Regions from separate parts of the Homo sapiens genome. Here region 1 is linked to region 2. Evidence: chromatin contacts called from ENCODE Hi-C or POLR2A ChIA-PET data. All regions are on one chromosome and are shown on one strand. The core of a region is the stretch at or near the end of the contact, and the rest is flanking DNA. Distances in the headings are between cores, read along the strand shown. Region 1 has its middle 81 kb from the start of LINC01038. Region 2 has its middle 96 kb from the start of LINC01068.

Region 1 (4,009 bases), core at 1,028-3,527, 61 kb after region 2:
GGGTTGGGGCCGGGCAGGAAAGAGAGAGAGAGACTTGAAGATGCTACACTGCTGGCAGTGAGGATGGAGGAAGGAACTATGAGCCAAGGAATGCAGGCAGCCTCTAGAAGATAGAAAAGGCAAGAAAACAGCTTCTCTCCTAGAGCATCCACTAGGAACCTAGCCTGCTAACACCTGGATTTTAGCCCAGTAAGTCTTCTGACCCTCAGAACTGTAAGATAACAAATTTATGTTGATATAAACCAGTAAGTTTGTAGTAATTTGTTACAGCAGCAATAAAAATTAATATAAAGCCATAAGATTGGATGACATCAGCTTATGGAGTGAATGACAACTGATATACATGTTTAAAATATGGCAGAAATACCTAAAAAGTACAAATATTGAAAATATTTACTATTTTAAAAGTGTCTATAGTTCCTCTTCTAGAACTCTTCTCAGCAAGTGAATGTCTAGGTACCTTCTCTTTCACAGAACACATATCTGTGAGACCATGCCATGCATGAATGTGATACAATTACAACATTGTCTTCTTTGGAACCTTGATTTCTATTTCCTGTGGATGCTTTATTTTTCACCCATGCTGTTTTAATGGCCAGTGTGTTCCAAAATGTGCTATTCCTGTTATTTGCCCTTTATCTATATTGCTGTGTTCCCTTTTGTCCCACTGGTTACAGAAGCTACATAGACTAAATTCAATTGTCACTTCAAATCACTTTCGGCCCTGTTGGGATGCAGATGAGGCAAGGTTTGCTTACTGTGACATTTTAGCCTTGGATCTAATTGTTTTTCTTTACTTCATCTCCAAGATTTTGAATTGTTGTATGTCTTGATCACTAGGTCCACTTCTTGGTCTCTAGCTGTTTGGATACTTTTCTGGCTTCTGGAAAATTACACCTTGTTGTTTGTCACTATACTGCCTTAACTTCTTGGTTCTTAGTTGTTGACCTGTTTCTAAGCATATATGCTCATCTTTGATTTGTCTTCCTGGTTTTGAGACTTTAGCTCATATCTTTTAGGTATCCACTGTTTCGTTTAGTCAGCACAACATGGCCACAGATAGTTCTAAATTAAAGAAATAAGATTTAGAGTTTAGACAATATATGCTCAGGGATCCCAGTGGCAAAGCCAGGTTTGAATTGCAAATCAGTCTGATGAAAAAGTCCATGTTCTTTGTTGTTACTATACTGCTTGGACTCTCTTACTCTCAGCCTTGTGACAGTTGACTTGCTTCTGACAACTTCTTTCCCTCAGGTAAACCAAGGAGGCCTTCATGCTTCATGTGTCAGTCCCAACCCAACTTCTCACTGCTGCTCTTCTGACAAATGAACATGATTCCGCTGTTACCTGCCTCTATCTGTATTTATGTTTTATAAGTTATTTACACATTTTAGCTAAAGACATTTAGAACATTTGAGTTTGCACTGATTATGTTTTTGACAATTGCATTTACTAGTAAACCTTCAGTTCTTCCTCTTGCTAACATAGTTGGAAGGAGGGTTCTTTTATTATTGAAATAACCAAAGTCCTTCACTCCATTGCTTGCAACTCCAAAATTTTACTTAACAAAAAACTATGTCATTAAGAATTGTCATAGTTTCAAAACGTTACCATTATGCCTAACAAACTTATTTCAGTGACTGCTCCACTCATTTGTTATATCTTACTTAACTCCATGTCAAAGACCAGGCTCTCCACTAAAGATAGAAACCCAAGAGGTGCAGAAGCTAGTGAGTCAGCAATACAGTCTCCCTCCCATCTCAGGAGCTTACTTGCAAGAGATGAAATGTGAAGCTTCTATAATAAAAAAGTAGCATCAGAATTGTTATTTTTATTCAACCTTTACATAACTTGAGTATTCTCAGTCTCCAAATCTAGGCTGTTTCTTCAGGCAGTGGCAGGCCTCCAAGGAGAGCTTTCACATGTCAGGAGTTCTGGTGGGTCTGAATAATGTCTCTTGAGGTTGTTTCTGATTTCCTCAATGGGCCCCTGTTGACCTCACTATGAAACCTGGGGAAAAGTAGGGCTCTGTATGAGGCAGGTAAATGCTCAGAGCTCTTGGGAAGGGGCCAGCATTAATGATGATTATGTAGCAGGTTGAAAGTGATCTTTGGGCTCTTTTCCATGTCAGGAATGCCTCAAACACAGCTGATGTGGGAGGCTCTGCAGACCCCAGAAGCACCACTCGTGTTTTAAGGGGAGTAAACTCCTTTTCACACTACCTCTGCCGTAAGGACACACAAAGATGAATGGCCAGCCTGAATGACAGGGCTGCTTCTCTCTGCAAGCTGCATACAGAACGCTTTGTGTTCATGACGATTGCAATACTTCCCTTCTGGCAGAGGGAAGCTGGCTTCTCTAGAGCTGCGGAAAGTAACGCTTGTTTCTGAATTGGTTAGAGTTCAATCTCAATTATGTCTGGAAACAACACACACTCCTTTCCCCCTTCTGTATGACTGCAGTGTTAATTTCAAGTGAACTTGTGCAAGTTACTTTAAAGTTGAAATAGCCACACAACACTGACATTTATTGGGCACTCCCTTTGGAGCCTTCCTGGCAGCATGGCCACAGAAGGTGTTGCCTCTACGCCAGGGGTTTGGAGCCTCACTCTTTCCAGTCTTCATGTCCCACCCTACAGCAAGGCTGGAAGAGATTATTTGCACAGGATCACATTCAATTCTGCCTCTCCTCCACCCACACAAAGCCTAATTTCAACTTTTCCCCAAGTGGTATGAAGCTGGAACCCCAGATCAAGTCCAAGAAAGAAAAAAAAGATATTATAATTTAATTTGCTTGCCATTTAAAAGGCATTTTTATTATGCAGATGGCTGGATTCTTGGATTTTCATGAGGTAGTACGCTTACCAGCATTAACATAACTCTAATTTGTTCTACCTTTATTGTTTTTTAAAAGCCTTAGTATTTCAGCTGACCATGTTTCTGAATTCCTTTATGCCCCTCTAAAACATACTTTATATAAACCTTGATCTGATGAAGAAATGCATGTAATATTTTAAAAAGGCACACAGCACAACAGTCATGAGTTGCACCTGTTTTTAGTATCTGCACATACTCAGCCAGGGCGTGTCATTGAATCAGCCCCTGCAGCTGTTGTTTTGCCATTAAAAAAATACTACTCTATTCATGTAGGTTTAAGCTTTGTGAACTCTAACTTGGACTTGTTAAAGGAAGGTTCTAAGACTCTGTCTGGACTGCTGATAATAGGTTAGATAAAGATCCAACATTAGCCCTCACACAATTACATTTACAGGAATGGGAGGAAATCTCTCAAACAATATAGAGTCCAGAAGACAGCAGATGTGGACCTTGCAAAATTAATGATTAACTGCATGCCAGTGTGTTTGTCAGGGAACAGTGCTGCTCTTTAAGGGCTTATATAGTCTATGAAAGAAATTAGCTCATGAGAGGACTCATAAGGACAAAAGAAAAAAACTTAAGTAGAGGCTTGACATATCCTGCTTTTCTCACAGGGCAAAAAGTTAAACATAAAGCTCTCCTTTTAATAGTGTGAAGTTCTGACTCTGAAGCTGAGGCAGATCATCCACTTGTTAAAACAAGATATGAACATTCTTGTTATTCCTTAAAGGGGGGAGGGAATAGCGTGCACTCAGAATGAACTCTAAATGTACTAGAAAGAAGGGGGAAATTATTGAACAATTATCCTAGACGTTGAAGACTGAAACCAAAAATTATTATAGGAGTGACAGGAAAGTAGTAAATAAGACTAGATGTTCATAATTTGTTATCCCCTTTGATTATATGGGCTTTGAAATGCCCAGAAAGTCTAATCAAAATTCACAGGTAAAACTGGAGATGAGTATGAGTTAAGTACTAGTAGGCTTGTAATTGATTAAAGATGTGTTGCAAGGAACACAATCTTCTAAAATATCTAGTTAAAATGAATTTTATAAGAATGATAATTTCTTCACATGACCTAAATTCCCTTTTAAAAATCCCAATTATGGTTCAGCAGATTAAAGATAGTAGAA
Region 2 (4,240 bases), core at 1,712-4,211:
AGTCTGGGGTGAAAGTTGGCATAACACTATTCCAATGGCTTCCTCAAAGAACCTGAGGGACACTCTCAGTCTACCTATAGTTGCCCTAGCAATCCCAGACTTAAGCATACACTAGTTTTTCTCACTCATGTTTTGATGATAAAATGGCCATTGCCTCTGAGCCTTGGAGTCAAAAGAATTAAGACACATTGACGCATGTTAGAAAGTGTGGGAGCAGGAGTGTCAGCTAAGAAGGACAGGCAAGGAGAAATTCAGGGCAAAGTAGAGATTTAAAATGCTAACAAAAATGAAAAATACATGAGAAAGAAGAGCAAAGAAGAAAACCAAAGATTACTTCATACCGATTTCTTTAAAAAATGAAGCACTTTGATAAGAGTGTCAAGACTGAAAGTAGATGAGTGGTTACCAGGTGGGTGGTGGAAAATTGGGTTAACTGCTAATGGGTTTAGGGTTTCTTTTTGGGGTAATGAAAACGTTTCAAAATTAGATAGTGGTCACAGTTGTACAACTCTGTAACCATACTGAAAGCTACTGAATTATACAGTTTAAAGGTAAAGTTTATGTTACATGAATAACTCAAATATTTCTGAAGCCCCCGAAGGGAAGGCAACCAGTCTACTAGTTCCAGTTGATGAGTGGAATCTGCCATATTCTCTCTCTCTCCCTCTCTGTTTTCCTTTTGCTGATGTCCTCTGCTCTTGAAATGACTGGAGGTATCTTTACTGTTAGAAGTGCCTGAGATCCATCATGGAAAGCCCAGCATCCATACTAAAGTGTCACATTCCAATTCTTTCAAAGCCAGTACTCTTAGAGGGTGCCAGACTGTTGCTAGCTTTCATGTCAATGTAGAGAGAAAGAGTCCTTCCAGTTCTACATGTGGCTGACCCTCGCCAGACTGTAAGTCCTACTGTTTCTGATTCTTCATCGTGGATGATTATAAATTAAAAGCTTATACTGACATTCTTTTAAAATGCAATTTCTTCTTCTTCTTTTTTTTTTTTTTTTTTTGTATTTTTAGTAGAGACGGGGTTTCACCGTGTTGGCCAGGATGGTCTTGATCTCCTGACCTTGTGATCCACCTGCCTTGGCCTCCCAGAGTGCTGGGATTACAGGCGTGAGCCACTGTACCTGGCTAAATTTTTGTATTTTTAGTAGAGATGGTGTTTTGCCATGTTGGCCAGGCTGGTCTTGAACTCCTGACCTCAGGTGATCCACCCTCCTCAGCCTCCCAAAGTGCTGGGATTATAGGTGTGAGCCACCGCGCCCAGCCCTTTAAAATGCAATTTCTATGAGTTATTGTGAATTTTCTTTCACACCCAGGCTGTGGAGGGGATGGAACAAAGAAATGAGAGGAAAATCCTGTCTTACCTCATGGAACTCTTTCGATACATAGAAAAAGGTATAAGCTTTTCAAAGATAGGCACTTTGTCTGAGTCCACTGTCTTCTCTAGTGTTAGTAAAATCTTGTGCCAATAAAAACCCATTAGATATATCAGAATGTATTATTTTCAATGTTTGTTACAGGAAGAAGGAAGCAAACTAGTATTCATTAAAGGTCTAATATGTGCCAGATACTCTCAATACGCTATTTCATTTAATCTTTACAATGGCCTACAAAGCCTTACAGAGGAGGTAATCAGATCTAAGAAAAGATAAGCTGTTTTACCAGGTCATACCATGAGTAGGTGATGAAAATCTGGGTTTCACTCCAGATCTACTTACTTAGACTCCATTCTCTTTTCTCATGCAGCAAGGCTGACTTTTAGGACAAACCTAGAGAAGGTTATTTTAAAGTAGCAGCACCTTGGCCAGAGAGAAGCCTAGCGATTTATAGTATGCTTGCTTTTTTAGAGAATATATCTGCTGAAAGAATGGGAAAATCATTTGGCCATGGATTAAGTTAATTGAATTTATTCTGAGGTTAGAATACATTTAGATCTACCTTTACTGGGGAAAAACAACCATTACTAAGCCTTAGGGGAAATAAAAGGCTTGTTAAAAAATTTGTCACACATTTTTGACATCAGATATTTCTTTGAAATTGCATTCAGGGGCTGGGTGCAGTAGCTGACGCTATAATCTCAATACTTTGGGAGGCTGAGACAGGAGGATTGTTTGAGCCTAGTAGTTTGAGACCAGTCTGGGAAGCAGAAAAAGACACTGTCTCTAAAATAAAAAATAAAAAAAAATTTAGTCAGGCATCGTGGCATGTGCCTGCTACTTGGTAGGCTGAGGCAGTGTGGCAGGAGGATTGCTTGAGACCAGAAGTTCAAGACTGCAATTAGCTATGATTGTGCCACTGATCTATAGCTTGGTGATGAAGCAAGATCCTGCCTTAAAAAAAAATTATACTTAATGCAAACAAGCAATAAATTACATATATCTTAAAATATGGGTTTAAAAACAAAATCATTTAATTAACACTTCAGATTGTATTTAACCTACGATCATCATTTTATTTTAGAAGATTTAAAGAGACACCCAAATGTCTGCTTCTTAGACATTTAAATAAGTAAAGTTGGTTGTTGAGCTTCTTAGGATAGTTTTTCAAGCATTCTTTTGAATCTTTCTCTCTTATGTTCTTTATTGAAGCTAGTTTAACTTTAGCCAAGTTGTTACTTTCTAGGAGACATCATTTTCTTTCCTGCTGCCACTGCGGATCACTTAGAAAAGTGTTTGAACAAACAGCTGTGTTATCTTTCTAACTGGGCATTGAGCGCTCCTGTTGCCTAAGGACCAATCTTTTTAGAATTCATACTCAATAGAGTCTTCATGAGAAACTGAAATGTAGTAAAATAAATCATAAAAAGTCTGTTTACTCTAGGTCAGATATTGGGAACTAGTGATATGTAGCCATTAAGGTGAGTGGAAGTAAACATCCTAACTATCCGGGATAAAGAAAGTTCACAATAATTTTTCTTGCTCCTTATCTCTCTTTCAATGAGGTGTCACCAGATGGCAGACTGTGGCATGCAGCCACTTCCCCTGCTATGTACTCATCGGCAGATCTATGTCAGCTTACTTTAAGTCTAGCTTTCCTGTTTAACAGTAATAGAATAACTAGTGATAACTTATTTAATCAATACATTTTCTTTTCCTAATATACTTTAAATGTGATAGAAAGTAGCTTTATATAGTATTAACCGATTTGGTTCTGTCTCCCTTCCTTTTCCTGTCTTACTAATAAACCTTTGATCATTAGAGTTCTGCGTATCTGAAAAAATCATGATACCGAGCGAAAAGAGTTACACAGAGTAAGAGATGATTTCATGGGCTTGGTTTGTCACATTATTTATTTGGTACGTTTTATTAGAATTTTTCCCAAAGCACATTTCATCTAATTATAAAGCATTCTGTCAGATCTATATATTTTATAATATTGGTCATGTATCTTTAATCTTTGAAGGAAAACTATTATATAACTTCAATACTGACATCATCGTAACAGGTTGACTGGTTCACAAAACAAGTTGCACAGCTATAGCTAAAGGGAACAGTACCAAAGACTAAAAACACTACAGACAGCAAGTTCTATATTTAGACTTGACATGATATCACGGCCAGGGAAACATTTTACATAAGCATTTTTAAAGCATGCTTGAAAGTTTCTCTGACATGATATTAGTTAGAGAACCTCCTAGTGATAGCATGACATGATTCTTTGGTGCTAAATGTATGTAGTATGCTGCACATAAGCAACTGGCTGTATATAAGCAACTGGCTTACAAAAATAACTACATGGATATTAAGTAAAAAACCTGATGGAAAATCTTCAAATGAGTACATTCTTTCCCTAGGTAAAATGTGTTAACCAATGTAGTTGTTCCAATAAATTCATTTCACTACATAATTACTTTTATTTGTAAAAACTTCTGTAATAGTCTTTCTACAGTAAATACACTTCTCCTAGGGATGGGTATTGAACACAGTGTGTGAAAGGCAGTATGCCATAAAAAGGAACAAGATCATATCCTTTGCAGGGATATGGATGGAGTTGGAAGCCATTATCCTCAACAAACTAATGCAGGAACAGAAGACCGAACACTGCATGTTCTCACTCATAAGTGAGAGCTGAATGATGAGAACACAGGGACACATAGTTGGCAACAACACACACTGGGGCCTGTGGGAGAACGGAGGGCATCAAGCAAAATAGCTTATGGATCCTGGGCTCAATACCTAGGTGATGGGATGATATGTGCAGCAGACCACCATCACACATGTTTACCTACATAACAAA

The links. Hi-C counts contacts between places; a loop is a spot of excess contacts on that map. ChIA-PET counts read pairs that join two places held with the same protein, here RNA polymerase II (POLR2A). Pooled maps may share reads with other maps.
Region 1: a map of breast epithelium shows a loop between it and region 2 (21-fold over the local background). The contact joins two enhancer-like sites. A Hi-C loop is called at or near these places in 3 of 168 maps with a recorded cell type or tissue (breast epithelium, endothelial cell of umbilical vein and heart left ventricle) and 2 of 50 pooled maps. POLR2A ChIA-PET finds 5 or more read pairs at or near these places in 1 of 52 experiments (AG04450).

Annotation. Positions count from the first base shown.
Region 1 is chr13:79,721,336-79,725,344 of GRCh38, forward strand. No RefSeq gene overlaps it. Among named protein-coding and RNA genes, the nearest start is that of LINC01038, 81 kb to the right of the region's middle. Within about 2 kb of position 2,278, at least 8 of the 41 ENCODE cell types and tissues checked have a DNase peak (open chromatin) inside an H3K27ac peak, as active enhancers do.
Region 2 is chr13:79,660,115-79,664,354 of GRCh38, forward strand. No RefSeq gene overlaps it. Among named protein-coding and RNA genes, the nearest start is that of LINC01068, 96 kb to the left of the region's middle. RefSeq lists an enhancer at 1-381. Within about 2 kb of position 2,962, at least 4 of the 41 ENCODE cell types and tissues checked have a DNase peak (open chromatin) inside an H3K27ac peak, as active enhancers do.